2 separate regions of the Homo sapiens genome follow, and region 2 is linked to region 1. Evidence: read pairs that join two places in POLR2A ChIA-PET (ENCODE). Cell type or tissue: A673. All regions are shown on one strand. Links, peaks and the distances in the headings refer to the core of each region. The heading gives the core; the rest is flanking DNA.

Evidence for each region. ChIA-PET counts read pairs that join two places held together with the same protein. Peaks named below come from ENCODE experiments on the same cell type or tissue, not always from the same donor. Only the 100,000 strongest peaks of a DNase experiment are listed, where the experiment ranks them.
Region 2: POLR2A ChIA-PET joins it to region 1 with 5 read pairs; 2 of 35 experiments call an interaction of 5 or more read pairs at or near these places.

Annotation. Positions count from the first base shown.
Region 1 is chr14:55,422,314-55,427,695 of GRCh38, forward strand. It overlaps TBPL2 (TATA-box binding protein like 2), which reads right to left. Exons shown (of 7, transcript NM_199047.3): 6 at 1,846-1,940. It also overlaps a transcript of FBXO34 not described here. Among named protein-coding and RNA genes, the nearest start is that of ATG14, 13 kb to the left of the region's middle. In A673, for the core only: no CTCF peak of the experiment used is centred there; no DNase peak of the experiment used is centred there.
Region 2 is chr14:55,737,975-55,743,356 of GRCh38, forward strand. No RefSeq gene overlaps it. Among named protein-coding and RNA genes, the nearest start is that of LINC00520, 56 kb to the right of the region's middle. In A673, for the core only: no CTCF peak of the experiment used is centred there; a DNase peak (open chromatin) is centred at 2,617; H3K27ac peaks cover 703 bases.

The DNA.
Region 1 (5,382 bases), core at 272-5,271:
CAGCTCACTGCAACCTCCACCTCCTAGGTTCAAGCGATTCTCCTGCCTCAGCCTCCTGAGTAGCTGGGATTACAGGCGCTTGCCACTATGCCCAGCTAATTTTTTTTTTGTATTTTTAGTAGAGACAGGGTTTCACCATGTTGGCCAGGCTCATCTTGAACTCCTGACCTCATAATTCGCCTGCCTCGGCCTCCCGAAGTGCTAGGATTACAGGCGTGAGCCACCGCGCCCGGTCATAAAATAGCAACTTTCTGTAGGTGGGGCACAGTGGCTCACACCTGTAGTCCCAGCACTTTGAGAGGCCAAGGCAGGTAGATCACTTGAGGCCAGAGGTTCGAGACCAGCCTAGCCAATTTGGCAAAACCCCATCTCTTCGAAAAATACAAAACATTAGCTGGGCATGGTGGCATGTGCCTGTAGTCTCAGCTACTCAGGAGGCCGAGGCAGGAGAATCACTTGAACGCTGGAGGTGGAGGTTGCAGTGAGCTGAGATCGCGCCGCCATAGTCCAGCCTGGGCAACAGAGTGAGACTCTGTCTCAAAAACAAAAACAAACAAACAAACAACAATATATATAGCAACCTTCTGTAGAATGACATAGAAAAGAGTCTGAACCATTCCCTCAAGTAGTTTTAAAAAGTGCTATTTATGCAAAAATTATTTAAAAAAAAGCCAACAGGAAAAAATAACAAATATAGCAAAGAATAATTTGTCTTTAATAGTATTATAGTAAACTCAAATCCCGAGAAAATACAAGCTAAGTAGACAAAAGGATAAGTTATGTCATGTACATATTATTTACAAGAGACAAAATGCTATTTATTGGATGTGTTGAAAAATGGTCGATTTCTGTCTCTGATTACCGGTGGGGTTAAAGTAGTGAGATAATTTTTACATATACAGTTAAAGTTTTCTTTGGTACCATTTTGTTTGGAATGCTGCCAAGCATTTGGTAAAAGATATTTAGATACATTGCATTTAAGACCATGTGATACAGAACTATGTCATATATCCCTTTAAAACAATTGGGCGATTTGTTCTAAGAACAAAATGGACATAGCCTTAAACGAAAGTCCCATTTCTGAGTGTCCACACTAATATCATAATTGTCTACAGGTAAAAGCAGCCAAATGTCTGCCCTTCATAAGTAGCAAACAAAGAAGGAACATTTACCTATCTAGCAATGGGACAATACGTTTGATTCAATAACATGTTAGAATGGGTTCAGCAAAGGTAGGTCTGCTGGCTAAAGCCATCCTGCTGCCTGATTTTGTTAGCCTATGAGCTAAGAATGGTTTTTATCTTTTTCAGCAGTTGGGGAAAAAATATTACATAACACACATAAATTATGTCACGATATGAAATTCACATTTCAGAGCCCATTCCTTTATATAATGTAACATTCAGAGCTGCTTTCACACTACGATGGCAGTGCTCAGTAATTGTGACAGACCCTGTGGCTCACAAAGCTTAAAATATTTAGTATTTGGCCCTTTCCAGAAAAGAGTTTGTTAACCCCTGTGTTAGGACCTTGTGTGGCCATTAAAAGCCTTTATGAAGAGTTTGTAACAGTAAGTTTAAGCCATATATGTTATCATGGATAATTCTGTAAAAAAATCAGGATGTAAAGATGAAATACTTAATAAAATGACATAAAAACATGAAAAAAATGTTGTTTTAGGTACTGGGACCTATGGGTGATGTTATTCCTTTCTTATTTTTCATTCCAGGTATTCTGTATAACAAGAATTACTTTACCATGGTGAACAAAGGTATTTAAAAGAATAAGCAAAGCACATGCATAGCAATTACATTTTATGAGTCAGAAAATAATCTTAGCACTTACCTGTCAACACAACTTTTCCAGATACAAAGATAAGCAACACAATTCGTGGTTTTACCATTCTATAAATAAGACCAGGAAACAGTTCAGGCTCGTAACTGTTAAGATGTAAAAGGAAAATGTTAAAAATAGCACTATTCAGCTCCTTTCCCATAACATGTAAGGCCCAGTATATTAAAGTGCATATTAAAGCAGTTGTAAATAAGTTAGCTATTTTATCAAAAACTTTTTAACTATCTTGATGAAGAGTCTTGAGTGTCCTAGGTAATATCTTATGGAAGTTAGGAACATAATTAATTTTGGGTCATAACACAAGTGCAAGCTATCCTGGATGGTTATTAGAAATCAAGGTAACTTAGGGCATCTGATTTAGTGTATTGAGAGCTTGTTGGTTAAACATCCTCTATCTTTTCAAAAAAGTCTGTTAATAAGAATACATAATCATGTTTTTCTGGGTTTCCAAATTCTCCAATAATAAACATATTTTGTATGCTTTTACGAACTGCTGAAGTTAACATTTTTAGCAGATAGAACCTAAAAATATTTCTAGGCCACTGCTATTTGTATTTGAACAGGTGCTATATAAATAAAGAAAATCCAATTATCCCGAGTTTTTACAATTCAGGATTTGTTGCTATAAATAGTAACTCATATTTACTACTAAATATAAGCTGGCCACTCCATGGAGCGAAAGATGATAGCACTTAAGAGCTTCTTCTCCACACTCCAGCCTGGAGAGGAGGGCAGATTCTTAGAAAGGCTTGAGGAACCTACCAAAAAGAAGTCAGGAAGTGAGAGGAGGTGAATAAAACTATTCTCAAAGCAGTGGCTAATGGACAAGAAATATAAGAAAAAAAGACATCCAAGCAATGGAACACTAGCATCTTTGCACTTAAAGGGTGAATCCAGACTGCATGGAAAAGCTCCATTCAGTTCAGCAATGAACAAGACCCAAAAACAACAGCAGATGTGGAACCTTTTACTGGCTCCAGAAAGGCGCATCTTGAAGTGAGTCTTGCCCATCTCAAGTATAGGAGGTCATTGTGGGTGGAACTGTCTTCTGGAACATCACTCTGTCTTACTGCAGGGAGCCTGTCAAGACTTTCTCCCACTAACCACTTCCCAACACTGGGGAGACCATGACACTAGGGGGAGCCCTGAAAAACCCTCCAGGGCTATGAGATCCAGGCCAAGAAAATGAAGGCTGGAGACACAAAAAGAAGATTTCCATTTGATCTTCCAGCTAAATTTTAAGACTTAGAAAAGAGAAAACAAAAACTTTGGTATGTAAATGATATTGAACTGCATTTAGCTTTTAGAACCATGGTTTTAAGATTACCAGTATAATGTGCTCCCAATTAGGAATATACTTCATTTTATTTATTCTCTGCCTCATTCCAAAAGAAGGCTGAGGCAGAGAAAGAGAGTGGTTTTGGTTAGGGATGGAGAACATTTCACAAAGATTGAGAATATCGAACACCTGCCAATTTCTTGGCCAACCCAACTTTGACCCATCCTTCAAGTCTCATTTTAAATGTTACTTCCCCAAGAAAATCTTCCTTGATCTCTACCCACCCCCAATTACATTAAAGACCCTGCTTTATGGTCTCATAGCCCCTGAAGGGCCTTACCTTCACAGTCACCATGTTTCATTACTGTCATTGACTTGTCCATCTTTTCTTTTAGACAGTGATCTCTATGTGGGCAAGGGACTATAGCTATATTGCTTGCCATTATCATCCTAGCATCTGCTACATGGTAGTCACCTAGATCTTATTCATATAGCAAGTATTTATATCAGGATACCTTTGAATTAAAAATTAAAGAGGGGGCCGGGTGCGGTGGCTCACACCTGTAATCCTAGTACTTGGGAAGTCGAGGTGGGTGGATCGCCTGAGGTCAGGAGTTCAAGACCAGCCTGGCCAATATGGTAAAACCTCGTCTCTACTAAAAATACAAAAATTAGCCGGGTGTGGTGGTGGGTGCCTATAATACCAGCTACTCAGGAGGCTGAGGCAGGAGAATCACTTGAACCCTGGGGGGTGGAGGTTGCAGTGAGCTGAAATCATGCCACTTCACTCCAGCCTGGGCAAAAGAGCAAAACTCCATCTCAAAAAAAAAAAATAAATAAATAAAATAAAGAGGGAAAAATTCTCATTGACAACTGTGGAAATGATTATGTCATAGAAAGATTACCAGAGAAAGTGCCTGGTAACAAAAGGAGATACTTGTATTATTAAATGTTGACATACAAATTTGCAGAACCTGGGAAACTGAATGACCTTAGGGGTTTAACACAAGGCAAATTTGGCCTGATAATTATAACTGATTATGTAGCATGGTTCCCCACAGAGCTACAGACAATTAGAGAGGCCTCATGTTAAAAATTCAAATCTTCTAAGAGGTGTTTTTAATGTTCCCAGTGTCAAGAATACACACTCTGGAGTTGTAATCCATAACCTGAGGCTGACAGCCGAATGGAGAGGATGAGGGGGAGGCAAGAATGAGACTAGAAATAGAAAGTTGTGGGAATACAAAGCAAGCTTCCTGGCCAGATTAAAAAAAAAAAAAGAAAAGAAAAGAAAAGATGACTGAGATCATAAAACTGTCCCAGGAGGAAGATAGAACAGGGATGGGCCCACTCCGTCTGATGTATTCTCACTGCGCCTTACTGGCAACCCTTCCAGAAGCTGGTAGTAATAACAAGGGGCACCTATTCTAGACTTAGATCTGCTCTGCAAGGAAGATGCTGGTGAAAAAGAAATGAATGGACACTTGGGAAGAACCACACACATCATTTTCGAGCCCTGAATGGCCAGAAGGGAATGCTAAGTCTAATGTAGACACAACCTTAGAGTTCGGGCAGAGCTCTTGCAGATGTACACTAAGCCGATTCAGAGAAAGATAGGCTGGAGGCTCGTGACTTGAGAGTCTGGAAGATAAGACAACTTAAGCACTGGGAGACTCTTAGAAACAGGCTTTATTAGGAAATCTGCAAATTATGCCAAGATTGAAGGAAGAAAGATACCTAAAGAGGCAACATGTCTTACATGGGGGAATGGGAGGACTTTATAGGGAGCTCAGATTTTTAAAAAATGGGGTATATTTAGGCATTCAATAGCATACAGTGAAAAAACTGAAGAAAAAAGAAAACATAATCAAGAGAAAAATAAACATGTCAAAAGAAAAATAAGCATATCATAAAAGCTGAATCTCAGAATGAATGAAAATATTTTAGAAGAAAAAGGAATTTTTAACTTCCATTCAGATCATATCTGAAAGGAAAGCTAACAAATGTTAGGGAAAGCACAGCAATATGATCCCTATCTACTCTATTGACGGGATAATCATTCGATGGCCAAGAGAAGATAAGGCGTTGGAATGAAAGAACTTCAGTTCCAGCTTGGCCAAGAGAATTTAAGAGCATCTGTGATTAACCCAGGCCAAGTGCCCTAGCCCAGGTGTATATCTTGGTGAGTCAAGGGGTTTGGTGTCCATGAGTCACCCTCCATCCCTGCTCTCTGAGGGCCTGGGATGGGA
Region 2 (5,382 bases), core at 291-5,290, 320 kb after region 1:
TAATTTGTATGTCCACAATTATCTATCTATCTATCTATCTATCTATCTATCTATCTATCTATCTATCATCTATCTCTATCTATATTTTATTTTTTATAAATAGAGACAGGGTCTCACCATATTGGCCAGGCTGGTCTCAAACTCCTGGGCTCAAGTGATCAATTGCCTTTGCCTCCCAAAGGGCTGGGATTATAGGCATAAGCCACTGTACCTGACCCAATCTTTTTTGCTAAAATATATCTTGCAGTGCCCATGAAAGAATATGTTCAGAATTCATCTCTAAAATGGATACTGGTTTTACCTTCATCCTACCAACAGAATGTATTGTGACTAGAGCTACCTCCCATCTCTTGGGGCAGCAAGTGGGGCCTAATAGCTTTATAAGATATAAACATAATTAAACATTAATGGCTAATATTATTGAGTAGTTACTGTGTGGCAGGCATTGTTGTAAGGGCTTTATGGTTTTTTTTTTTTTCTTGAGATGGAGTCTCCTTTCACCCAGGCTGGAGTGCTGTGGCGCGATCTCGGCTCACTGCAAGCTCCGCCTCCCGGGTTCATGCCATTCTCCTGCCTCACCCTCCCGAGTAGCTGGGACTACAGGTGCCCGCTACCACCCCTGGCTAATTTTGTTTTTGTATTTTTAGTAGAGACAAGGTTTCACTGTGTTAGCCAGGATGGTCTCGATCTCCTGACCTTGTGATCCGCCCGCCTCGGCCTCCCAAAGTGTTGGGATTACAGGCGTGAGCCAGCGCCCCCAGCCTTTATGGGTCTTAACTCATTTTCTCCTAATACAGTCTCCCACAGTGTAGCTACAGTTATGACTCCCATTTTCTGGAAGAGGAACCTGAGGCACAGGGTGGTTAGGTAATTTTCCCAGGGCACAAGGAGTAAGTAGTAGAGTCAGGATTTGAACCAAGCAGTCTGACTCAATAGACCATAAGCATAATGGCTATACTGTGTGTTGGCATAGCAGAGCATAACTTTTCTCCTACCTTACCAGAAAATGAGCACACTGGAAGCCTCTGTTTAAGCCTGGACTTTGGCTGTCCAATGTGGTGGCCCCATGTGGCTACTGAGCACTTGAAATGTGCCTAGTACAAATTGAGATGTGTGGTAGGAGTAAAATACATACTGGATTTTGAAGACAGCATGAGAGAAAGAATGCAAAAGATCACTTTTATAATTATTTCATATTGATTAAGTGCTGAAATGATAATATTTTAGATATGTTGAGATGAATAAACTATATCCTTATAATTAATTTCACTCTTTTTACTTTTTAAAATGTAGCTTCTAAAAAATTAAAAATTCCATGTATGACTTGTCTTTGTGGTCAGCATTTCTATTTGAACAGCGCTGGCCTTGGCAGTTTGCTCATTCATTTGTTCACTCATTCATTCAGCATGTGTTGGCAACCAATAGGTGCCAAAAGAAGCTAGACTCTGAGGATACAGCAGTTAACAAGACCAATTTGATTCTTGTTGTCAAGTAGCTCAATATTCCAGAAGGGTGGGTGGGAAAAGGAGGTCTTAAAGACCCTAAGAAATAATTATGTAAGTAGTTAATTAACATCATTATTAAGTGTTCAAAGAGGGAAGGGGGTAGCTAGGAGAGATTGTACTAAGGGCATCTAACCCCTGGGGGCCATTCAGTAAATGTTATCCATTCAATAAATATTTGTTGAGGGAATAAATGAATCTGGGGGATTAGAGGAGCTTTCCTGAGGAAATAACTTTCAGATAGAATTCTGCAGAGATGGGAGAGAGTCAGGTGAAATATTGGCAGCTTCTCCTGTGATCGCAGGCCCTGCTGTGTGGGTGGCTTTGTCTACTCTCCCTTTATATCACAGATAGTTGTCTCTGGTTGGGTTTGGGTCTGCCCATTTTGATGCGGTGGGTAGAGGCATGGGGAGTTGTGTTCCTTGGTATGAAGAAGGGTGGTCTCAGCCACTGGGGGCATCCTAGGGAGATGGGCAGGAGGGAGGTCACCTTCCCTTCCCTCCTCCAGCATCGCGCAGTGCCCAGCCCCTGGGGCCTCCCACAAGGAGGCTGTGTATTGCCTCCTTTCCCTTTCCTCCTGCTCCTACTAGGTTTGCCTCTGCAGCATTTTCCTTTGTTGCACAATCCATTTGACAGGTTTTTATTTTGTTGTTGTTTCTGCCCAGTGTAAATGAGATCTCCAGTAGGGAGAATGACTTTTAAATCTTTTGTGACCCTGGAGTACAAAATGTTCCCAATTCCTTCCCCTGAGCAATTTTTATTTCTGTGGCAAGTCACAATAGAGTGCTTATTTTTGTCAATAACAATTGGGCAGCAGGAGAGGTGGGAGAGGCTGGCCCCATGAAGCTGGGTGGCTGGAGTTTGCTGCTGGTAATGGTAACTAGCCTGAAGTGGGAGGGAGCTGGGAGCTGGAGCTGGGCTGGGGACAGAGGGCAGCTGTGGGCAGCTAGGGAGGAATGTGGGCACCCGCCCTTGGGCCCCTGTGCAGACCCCGGGGAGTTGATCTTGGATCAGCCTCCTCTGGATTTTTGCAGACACGATCCCAGGTTGCCAAGTTACCCAATGAGCCAGAAAGCAATAAAACCACCCTAACCCAGCTGGGGGTGGATTTTGCTTGGTTCAGAGCCTATCTCGCCTGGATCTTATATTGGACTTACACAAAGGGATTTACTCCAGGATGGGTAACTATTTTGGCAGGAAAATCAGGCACTGTGCCCTAAACATACTGGGACTTAATAAATATTTGTTAAGTCAGTGAATACAAATTTGCAGTAAGGAATACCATTTTCAGTTAATTCAGGGCAGTTGGGCTGCCCTGAATGAGGTCTCAGCTGGGCTGGTTGTCTCAGCAGTCTTTTCCTGATCTAAGATTCTGCAGTTCTCTGAAACTTGCCTGGTCAGGGACAGGCTTCTGACCTGGAGGTGGGTTACGGTCCAGGATTTGTGCCTACCTAGAGGTCACTGTTTCTTCCTTACAGCAGGGTGTCTCGACCTCGGCACTGTGGACATTTGGGGCTAGAGAACTCTTTGTGGCAGGGGCTGTCCTGTGCACTGTGGGAGGTTAAGCAGCATCCCCAGCCTCTACCTACGAGATCTAGTGGCACCTCCCTCCACGCTCCAAGTGGTGAGAAGCAAAGATGCCTCTCTGTCTTGCCCAGTGTGCCCTGGGAGATGGGGGCAGGGGACAAAATTGTCTGTGTCTGAGAACCACTGGTCTACAGGAGTAAAGGGAGACCGTGTGCGGATGATACCAGGAAGTACATAATTGCAGGCCGTTTCTGTGCGATATATATCATATGGCATGGAGGGTGTGTGGATTTATCTTCCCAAGCACTGTATTTAGCACACATTAAAACTGCCTGCTCTGTCTTAGTGCCCACTTGTTGGGGTGGGAGGCCTGGGGGAAGGAGGAGGGCTCCTGCAGCACAGCAAGGCCCAGGAGGTGGTTCACTGCACACGGACAATGCCCAGCACACTGCATCGTCCTCTGTCCACAGCTCCCTCCTCTATTCCTTGGGGATGGCAGCAGTTCTAGACACTGTATGTCCACTGAAATCACCTGGGAGGCTTTTCAGGACTTCGGTTTAATTGGTAGCAGCTAGCACCTGAGCATCTCTCCCTCTTTCTTTTTTCTTTTCCTTCCTTCCTTCCTTCCTTCCTTCCTTCCTTCCTTCCTTCCTTCCTTCCCTCCCTCCCTCCCTCCCTCCTTCCTTCCCTCCCTCCCTCCTTCCTTCCTTCTCTCTCTTTCTCTCCTTCTTTCTTTCTCTTCCTTTCTTTTTTTTTTTTTTTTTGACTGAATCTCACTCTGTCGCCCAGGTTGGACTGCATCTCAGCTCACTGCAACCTCCACCTCCTGGGTTTAAATGATTGTCCTGCCTCAGCCTCCTGAGTAGTTGAGACTACAGGTGTGCACCACCACGTCCCGCTAATTTTTGTATTTTTTGGTAGGGACAGGGTTTCACCATGTTGGCCAGGCTGGTCTCAAACTCCTGACCTCAAGTGATCCGCCTGCCTTGGGCTCCCAAAGTGTTGGGATTACAGGCGTGAGCCATCGCACCCGACCGCATCTATATTTTTTCTGAAGCCGCTCAGGTGACCCATCTGTGCAGCTGTCCCGCTGAGAGTCCCTGGTGTGACAAAGAGCCTGGGCTTTGCGATCGGGCACCCCTGGCTATAGTCCCAGCTGGCCAAACTTCTCTGAGGTTACTTGTTGATGAAACTGGGAATAATAATTGCTCCCTCCCAAGCTGTAGTGATAGGTGAAGGAGGTAATGTTTCAAGGAAGCTCTTATTGTGAGGTGCCTAATAAGTGCTTATTAATGCCCTTCTCCTTTCAGGCCGTCCTTCCCGTAGCCACATCCTTCCCTCCTGGTCTCATTCCCTCTGGCTCCGAGCTGGGTCTCCAGGCGCTCTTTTGGGATCTCCATGTGGCTGATGTGGGGTTGTCTCTCTTGACTCCCTGTGGAGCCTCTTCTGTTTTCTGCACCTGGAAAGAACCAGTTTCTGCACACTTTTGAGGCCCTAGGCCACAGCAGGGCTCAGAGGGATTTTCCAGGTACTTCTAGCAAAGCTGACCTGAGGGGCCAGCAGTGAGTGCCAGGGCAACACAGGAAACACATTCCTGGCTAGGGGTATGTCTCCATTTGTCCTACTATTTGTGTGTGTGTGTGTGTGTGTGTGTGTGTGTGAATAGGGAGTGTGTAGGTGGGGCAAAGTAAGCCTGGGTCACACTTAGTAAGCCTGGGTCACAGGGGTCAGCTGAAGGTGACACGAAGAGGAGAGGTTCTGTTCATTCTGTCACTCACTTATCCTTTTATTTTTTTTTTAAATGGCCCACTGCAGATGCAGGCCCCCGGAGTTAGAACAATGCTTTGGTTATGTTGAGTTAGGGAGTGATAAATATCCTTGAGAAGAATGCTCTTGTGTAGGCCTGTAGGTCTTGGGGCTACTGACCCAACACAGTGTTTAACCAGGGGCAACGGGTTCCTGTGGACATCTGGCCTGAGCCCGCAGTTAAACCTACCCCCTCACCACTTTATTGAGCAGAAATTCGTAGTCATGGGTGTATTCACATGGAGCCGAAGTAGCCCTGTAAATTAGCACAGAAGTTAAAACCTCACCCAATTATTTCCCTAGTTCATTCTCTTCCCTTGGATTGCAGTGCTTGTCAAATATAGGAAGTGAATGTTCTTCCATGGTTTACCGGAAAAAGTCATCCTGGCAGGCAATTTTTTTAAACTGGAAACTCTGGGTAGATTCTTGGACTTTGCCTAATACTAATAAGAAACCTAGTATGAACATTTTATTTGACCAGTGTTCTGAACCAGGGGTGATTTTTGCCTTCCAGAGGACATTTGGCAACGCCTGGGAACACTTTTGG